Regions from separate parts of the Homo sapiens genome. Here region 1 is linked to region 2. Evidence: chromatin contacts called from ENCODE Hi-C or POLR2A ChIA-PET data. All regions are on one chromosome and are shown on one strand. The core of a region is the stretch at or near the end of the contact, and the rest is flanking DNA. Distances in the headings are between cores, read along the strand shown. Region 1 has its middle 240 kb from the start of MIR4693. Region 2 has its middle 320 kb from the start of MIR4693.

Region 1 (2,836 bases), core at 322-2,821, 77 kb before region 2:
TAGCAGCCAGCTGGCACCAAGGGAAGGCGGCGAGTTATCTGAAGTATACAGGAAAATATAATAGAGTGTGCTCAAGGCAGTAAATAATTTTACCTAAATAGTTACATGATGCTGAAGGGCCAATTCATAACTAGCGGGTTTACTATAAATGCTTTTGTAAACATTTTGAAACACTGCTATGAAGTTGTAGAGTTGTGATTATTGATGTGTGGTATTGGAGTACTTTAATATTTTGATCTCTTGAGTGTACCCACCAACATTTTAGTATTAAAAATAAAAGTTTAAAAAGATGAATGCAAACCATTGCTCTACAATGTCTGTATTTTCCCCTAAAGAACCATTCTATGCCATTCTCTGAGCCTAATTCATTATTTTCATCCTTCCTTCTAAAAATTACATTCTTAGCTATCCCAGTTAATTCCCAGAACTGTATCTCTCCCAAAGAAAACAGCCAGCAGCTGACCAATTTCTTACTCAATACTGTGCAAAAAGTCATTTTGGAGGCTCCCTTAGTAGAAAGGAAAGGTACTATGTATCCCTACTGTATTAGTCCATTCTCACATTCCTATAAATAAATACCTGAGACTGGGTAATTTATAAAGTAAAGATGTTTAATTGGATTATGGTTCCACAGGCTGTACAGGAAGCCTGGCAGTATCAGCATCTGGTGAGGCCTCAGGGAACTTTCAATCATGGCAGAAGGTGAAGAGGGAGCAAGCACTTCACATGGCTGGAGCAAGAGAAAGGCGAGGGGAGATGCTACACACTTTTAAAACAATGAGATCTTATGATAACTCACTCACTATCATAAGAACAGCACCAAGGGGATAGTGCTACACCATTCGTGAGAACTCTGCCCCCATGATCCAATCACTTCCCATCAGGCTCCACCTCCAACATTGGGGATGACAGTTAAACTTTAGATTTGGGCAGGGACACAGATTCAAACCATATCACCTACAATAACTCTTACCATGCTGTTGGCAAAACCAAAGGAGTCAGTAGAGTCTGGAAACATCTCCAAATATTATACAATTTTTCCATGAAGAGATATTGGCCAAGAGGCCAGAAAGGAAGGATATCTTAAATGCATCTGTAGATATTAAGATAATTGTGTGTATTATTGCATAACAGAGAGGGAATAATGAAGGCTAGAGGATAAACATGTTCACATAGATTCCCTGTTAGTGGCCTTTTTCCCCACGTAGGAGGGGAACTCATCCTCACAGAACTACACAGAAGGGAGTTTAAGGTGTATTTCTCAGGCATTGGATAAGAGGTTTTGAGGATAGCAGAGTCCAGGGCCCACTCTGTTGGCTTCCCATTTGCCTTAGTTATTAAATCATCACCTTTTGGTTCCAAACTCATTCAAGACTACTACTTTGCTTCACAATGAGGGCTGGGACTCAGAAAACCACATTTCTGTTTTGCCAGCTAGTCCTGTTAGACTCTGCCAGTAGGGGGACTGGGGAGGACTGCAAGGCTGGAGAAGGAAAGAGAACATGTTCTTTTCTGTGTGCTCCTGGTTTCCTGTGGTCTTCCCATTACTGTGAGTAACACCTCAGGAATGTTCTTCATCTCAGCAGCAACAGTTCCTAGTAATAACTGAATTGGTGTTTCCTTTTTCCAACACTTACAGAACCAGCTTCATCATGCCTCCCCACAAAACCTCCAGTACCAACAAAGCCATACCCTCTCTTTGGAGATCTGGGACCCCACAGGGTCCCTCCTTCAAGTTTGAAAGTGTTCATAGTTCTAACCTGTTACCTGTGTTCTTTCAGCCCCAGGGGTGGTAGCATAGCTGCTTCCTGCAGTAGCCAACTCTATAGCACCTAACTTTTCACCACTTTAGTTACGTATTGACAACTTACTTACAACCTACTTAGGGCATTCCTTTTCTTTTTTTCTTTTTCTTTTTCTTTTTTTTTCTTTGAGACAGGGTCTCTCTCTCTCTCTCTCTCTCTGCCAAACCAGGCTGAGAGAGTACAGTGGTACAATCATAGTTCACTGCCACATGGAACTCCTGAGCTCAAGAGATCCTCCCATCTCAGCCTCTGGAGTAGCTAGCACTACAAGTGCATGCCACCATGTGCAGCTAAATTTTTTTTAACTTTTTGTAGAGACGGGGTCTTACTATGTTGCCCAGATCCATTCTTTGTTCTAATAACAAGTGTGGTTTCTCTCTCCTGCTTGGACCCAGACTGATGTACCTCTGAAATGGTCGTTTCAATGAACAAATAGATACTTGGGATGTACCAAACGTTAATAACTGATTTTTTGGAGCTGGGTGATTCTGCTAAGCCATGTGGTACTTGTGAGTCACCAGCAGTGGCAGTGGCTAAAAAATGCTACAGTGAAATGGAGTCACACCACCTTAAAAAAGCCTTTCAAGTCATACAATATTTGAATTGTTTACTTACCCGTAACTACTGGACTGCAAGCTCTATGAGGTGAATGATGATGTCCTGTTGATAGTTTTATCTTCAGTTTCAATGTGTACTTGTTGAATAAGTAAATAAATGAATGAAAAATTTAAGCATTTAATGTAGTTTTAGATGATAGCAAATTTAACCACATATTCAAGGACCTCCTTCCGCAATAAAAGTTTAAAAATCAGGTTAAAATGGAAAAGAATCCCTTTATAAATTTAAGGGTGAACTTTCCACATTCCTTTTTATTCTACAATTTCTGCTCTCCCTCAGTTTCCAGACATCATTGTGAGCTCTTTAGGCCCTCGGTTCTTTCAACATTTTTAATTACCTTAAAACATCCTTCAACTCTAGCAGTCTTGGCAATCTTATTATCTCGAAGGGACAAGGAGCAAAGATTAGTAGAT
Region 2 (2,974 bases), core at 46-2,545:
CAGTGTGTATTCTTGGCACCCTTGTTGAAAATCTGTGGACCATGCATACATATGTAGGTTCATTTCTGGGCTCTCTCTTTTTGTTCTGTTGGTTGATACATATATAATAAGGCTAGAAAGGTGGGTATGGATATGTGACTGAGATAAAATGTAACATTTGGCCAGGTACAGTGGCTCATGCTTGTGCACTGTGGGAGGCTGAGGCAGGTGGATCACTTGAGGCTAAGAGTTCGAGACCAGCCTGGCCAACATGGTGATAACCTGTCTCTATGTAAAATACAAAAACTAGCCAGGCATGGTGGTGCATGCCTGTAATCCCAACTACTTGGAAGGCTGAGGCATGAGAAAGGCTTGAACCCGGGATGCAGAGGTTGCAGTCAGCCAAGATCACACCACTGCTCTCCAGCTTGGGTGACAGAGTCTCACTCTATCTCAAAAAAACCACAAAAAAACAAAAAAGTAATACTTGAGATGCAACCACACATAGAGGGGAGGAAGGAAATGTGCTTGGTGGGATAGTATTTCTATTGGAAATCAGCAAAGGGATGAAAGAGGGCAGTTATAGAAGTTGATACATAAGAAAAGTCAGAAGCCAGAATGAGGAGGGCTTTGAATGCCACAAAAAGAGGTCTGTACTTAACTCATTAGACAGTAGGAAGTCATGAATAGTTTCTAAGTGGGAAAAGAACATGATAAAAGCCATGATCGGAAAGTTGAGTCCAGTGACCATTTAGGAGGTTATTGCAAGAATCTAGAAAAATAGAAAAGAGGTCTGAACCAAAGTGAGAAATGTGGGGATAGAGAAGGGGAATAAAGCTCTGGAGGAATGAGTGGAACCAGGGCTGCCTGAGGGCAAGGATCCTGCCAATTTGTCTGAATGTGTCGATGGCTGGGGAAATAGTAGGTATTTAACAAATGTTTGTTGAATGAAGAAAAGAGGAAAAGAGGGGAAAAAAATGAAAAAATAATATCTAGAAGTAGTAAGATGTGTGGTGAACTGTTACATGGGACAATTCAAAATTAGGGTGGAAGTTTTCCTACATGCTAGGGAAGAAAATGTTCATGCAATTTCTTGCATCGATCCATGTTTAAAATGTGTGTGTTTCTGTGTGTGCACACAAGTGCACTGAATGCAGAAATTGGTTTGTAATAACTAGCGAATGAAATCTTGTAAATGGTGACTCCGAAATCATCCCTATAAACTCTGCATTGACATCTACTGCATTTTTCAAAGATGATGTCAGAGCCACTTACTCCTAATCTTGGAATGCAACATTCACCAATTTTATTTCCTGTCCCAATTCCAAGACCAAACCTTCAGAGAAAAAGGAATTATTTTTCCTATGGAATTTACCAGCCAGTGCCACTCAGATTGCAGAATTATAAAAAAGGAAGACCTAGAACTTCAATTCTATACTTTTGTAGTTTTGCAAGCATGAATAAATCACTTATTTTCCTCCTCTATAAAATGGAAATAACCCCTGCCTTGCAGAGTTGTTGTGAGAACAGAATAGAATGATGCTGTAAGGGAAACAAGTGAGATGACCAAGACTTACAATATCGTTCCCCACACCAGGCCTTGTTCTGTGTTGTCCATATGCTGACTCATGATCCTAGGTTAGGTGCTGTTATCTTCCCATTCTACATTTTAAAAAGCTTTATAGTAAGTAAAAATGCTTAATGGCTCTGATGATTATTTTTCTTATAAACTTTATCCCCTAAGATAGGTAGACCTTTAGTTTTGCTGCCATTCTATTGTATCACCACACTCTCCCACCCCTCTGAATATAGTGTAACATGGGGCAAGAGAATGTCTTACAATTGCTTTAGTACAAGACTTTAATAACTAAAACAAAACAAAATATAAAAATTTAAAAATCCTAAAAGCACCCTACAGTTATCCCTCCTGTGGTTACCGTAGAGTCCATTTTCCTGAGTCTAATCTCTTTTAAATAGAAAGAGGATGTGAGGCTCAAAGAGATTTATAGGGGTATTGTAGTTTTGATGTAATATTAAGAATATTTTATTCCTAGAATTGCAGGGTCAAAGAGGACAGATTTGCTGAGAATAACTTCCCCTCAAAAGAAAATCACCAGGAGCAGAGAGACAACTAGATTATTCTTCCCAAGAATAATCTAGGACCTCTTTCTGGTCCTGATAATAATCCAGGACCTCTTTCTGGTCCTGATCCTGATGCCCTGGGTGAGCCCAGGAGGGCTCAGCAGAGAAGAAGGGGGCTGGCAACCAGAATGAATAGCTATGTTCTCACAAACCTGCAGACACGATTTCCTGGGAAGACAAAAGTGATGATCCAAGACTGCTACAGCCATGATAGGAGATGAAAGTACGAAGTGTGGAGGGATGGAGAGCTGGCTTAGAGCAGGAGGGAGACACCAGAAGGTTCCTGAGCCCTAGGACAGGAAAGATTCTTACCCACTCTTGGGTGACTGTGAGTGATCTGAGGATGATGCTGATGTGAAACTGAAGTCCCACGGATTTGACACTTAAACCTCTTTCTAAAATTTTGGGCTTGTGCCTTGTAGCTCAGGTATCCAGTGCAGTACCTACACTTTTCCATAAAAGGGACCTCAGTTTTTTGCACCAAAAATGACTTGGTTATAGACAGAGAAGGAGAGAAGGAGATATGGAATGATGTGCTGAAAACATGGCCCTTGCTGCATTTAGCTTCTCACCCCACATCCTCTCCTGTTTTCTTCTGGTTCTGATGACCAGATCCCCTACCTCAGAGATTATGCCTCCCCCATACCTGAGGCAAGCTCCCAACCACAGGGACTGGATTCTTAGCATTGAGGCTCCACCTCAATGCTTTTGGAGGAAAGCATTGACAGGGACCACACAGGCTCTGCCTTTGAAAAGCTTATAAAAGTCCTATGCTAGTGGAAAAGTAAAATGAGCATTTGACTGGGAGAGGGCCTAGATTCTGGTCCTCATCCTGATGCTTTCTAGAAATTGG

What was found. A loop is a pair of places that touch in the nucleus more often than their neighbours do. ChIA-PET counts read pairs that join two places held with the same protein, here RNA polymerase II (POLR2A). Pooled maps may share reads with other maps.
Region 1: a pooled map shows a loop between it and region 2 (4-fold over the local background). The contact joins two enhancer-like sites. A Hi-C loop is called at or near these places in 6 of 168 maps with a recorded cell type or tissue (HepG2, MCF 10A, PC-3 and 3 more) and 3 of 50 pooled maps. POLR2A ChIA-PET finds 5 or more read pairs at or near these places in 1 of 52 experiments (SK-N-SH).

What each region holds. Positions count from the first base shown.
Region 1 is chr11:103,608,271-103,611,106 of GRCh38, reverse strand. No RefSeq gene overlaps it. Among named protein-coding and RNA genes, the nearest start is that of MIR4693, 240 kb to the left of the region's middle. Within about 2 kb of position 1,571, at least 3 of the 41 ENCODE cell types and tissues checked have a DNase peak (open chromatin) inside an H3K27ac peak, as active enhancers do; they include endothelial cell of umbilical vein and mammary epithelial cell, where a contact is called at or near this core.
Region 2 is chr11:103,530,917-103,533,890 of GRCh38, reverse strand. No RefSeq gene overlaps it. Among named protein-coding and RNA genes, the nearest start is that of MIR4693, 320 kb to the left of the region's middle. Within about 2 kb of position 1,295, at least 3 of the 41 ENCODE cell types and tissues checked have a DNase peak (open chromatin) inside an H3K27ac peak, as active enhancers do; they include endothelial cell of umbilical vein and mammary epithelial cell, where a contact is called at or near this core.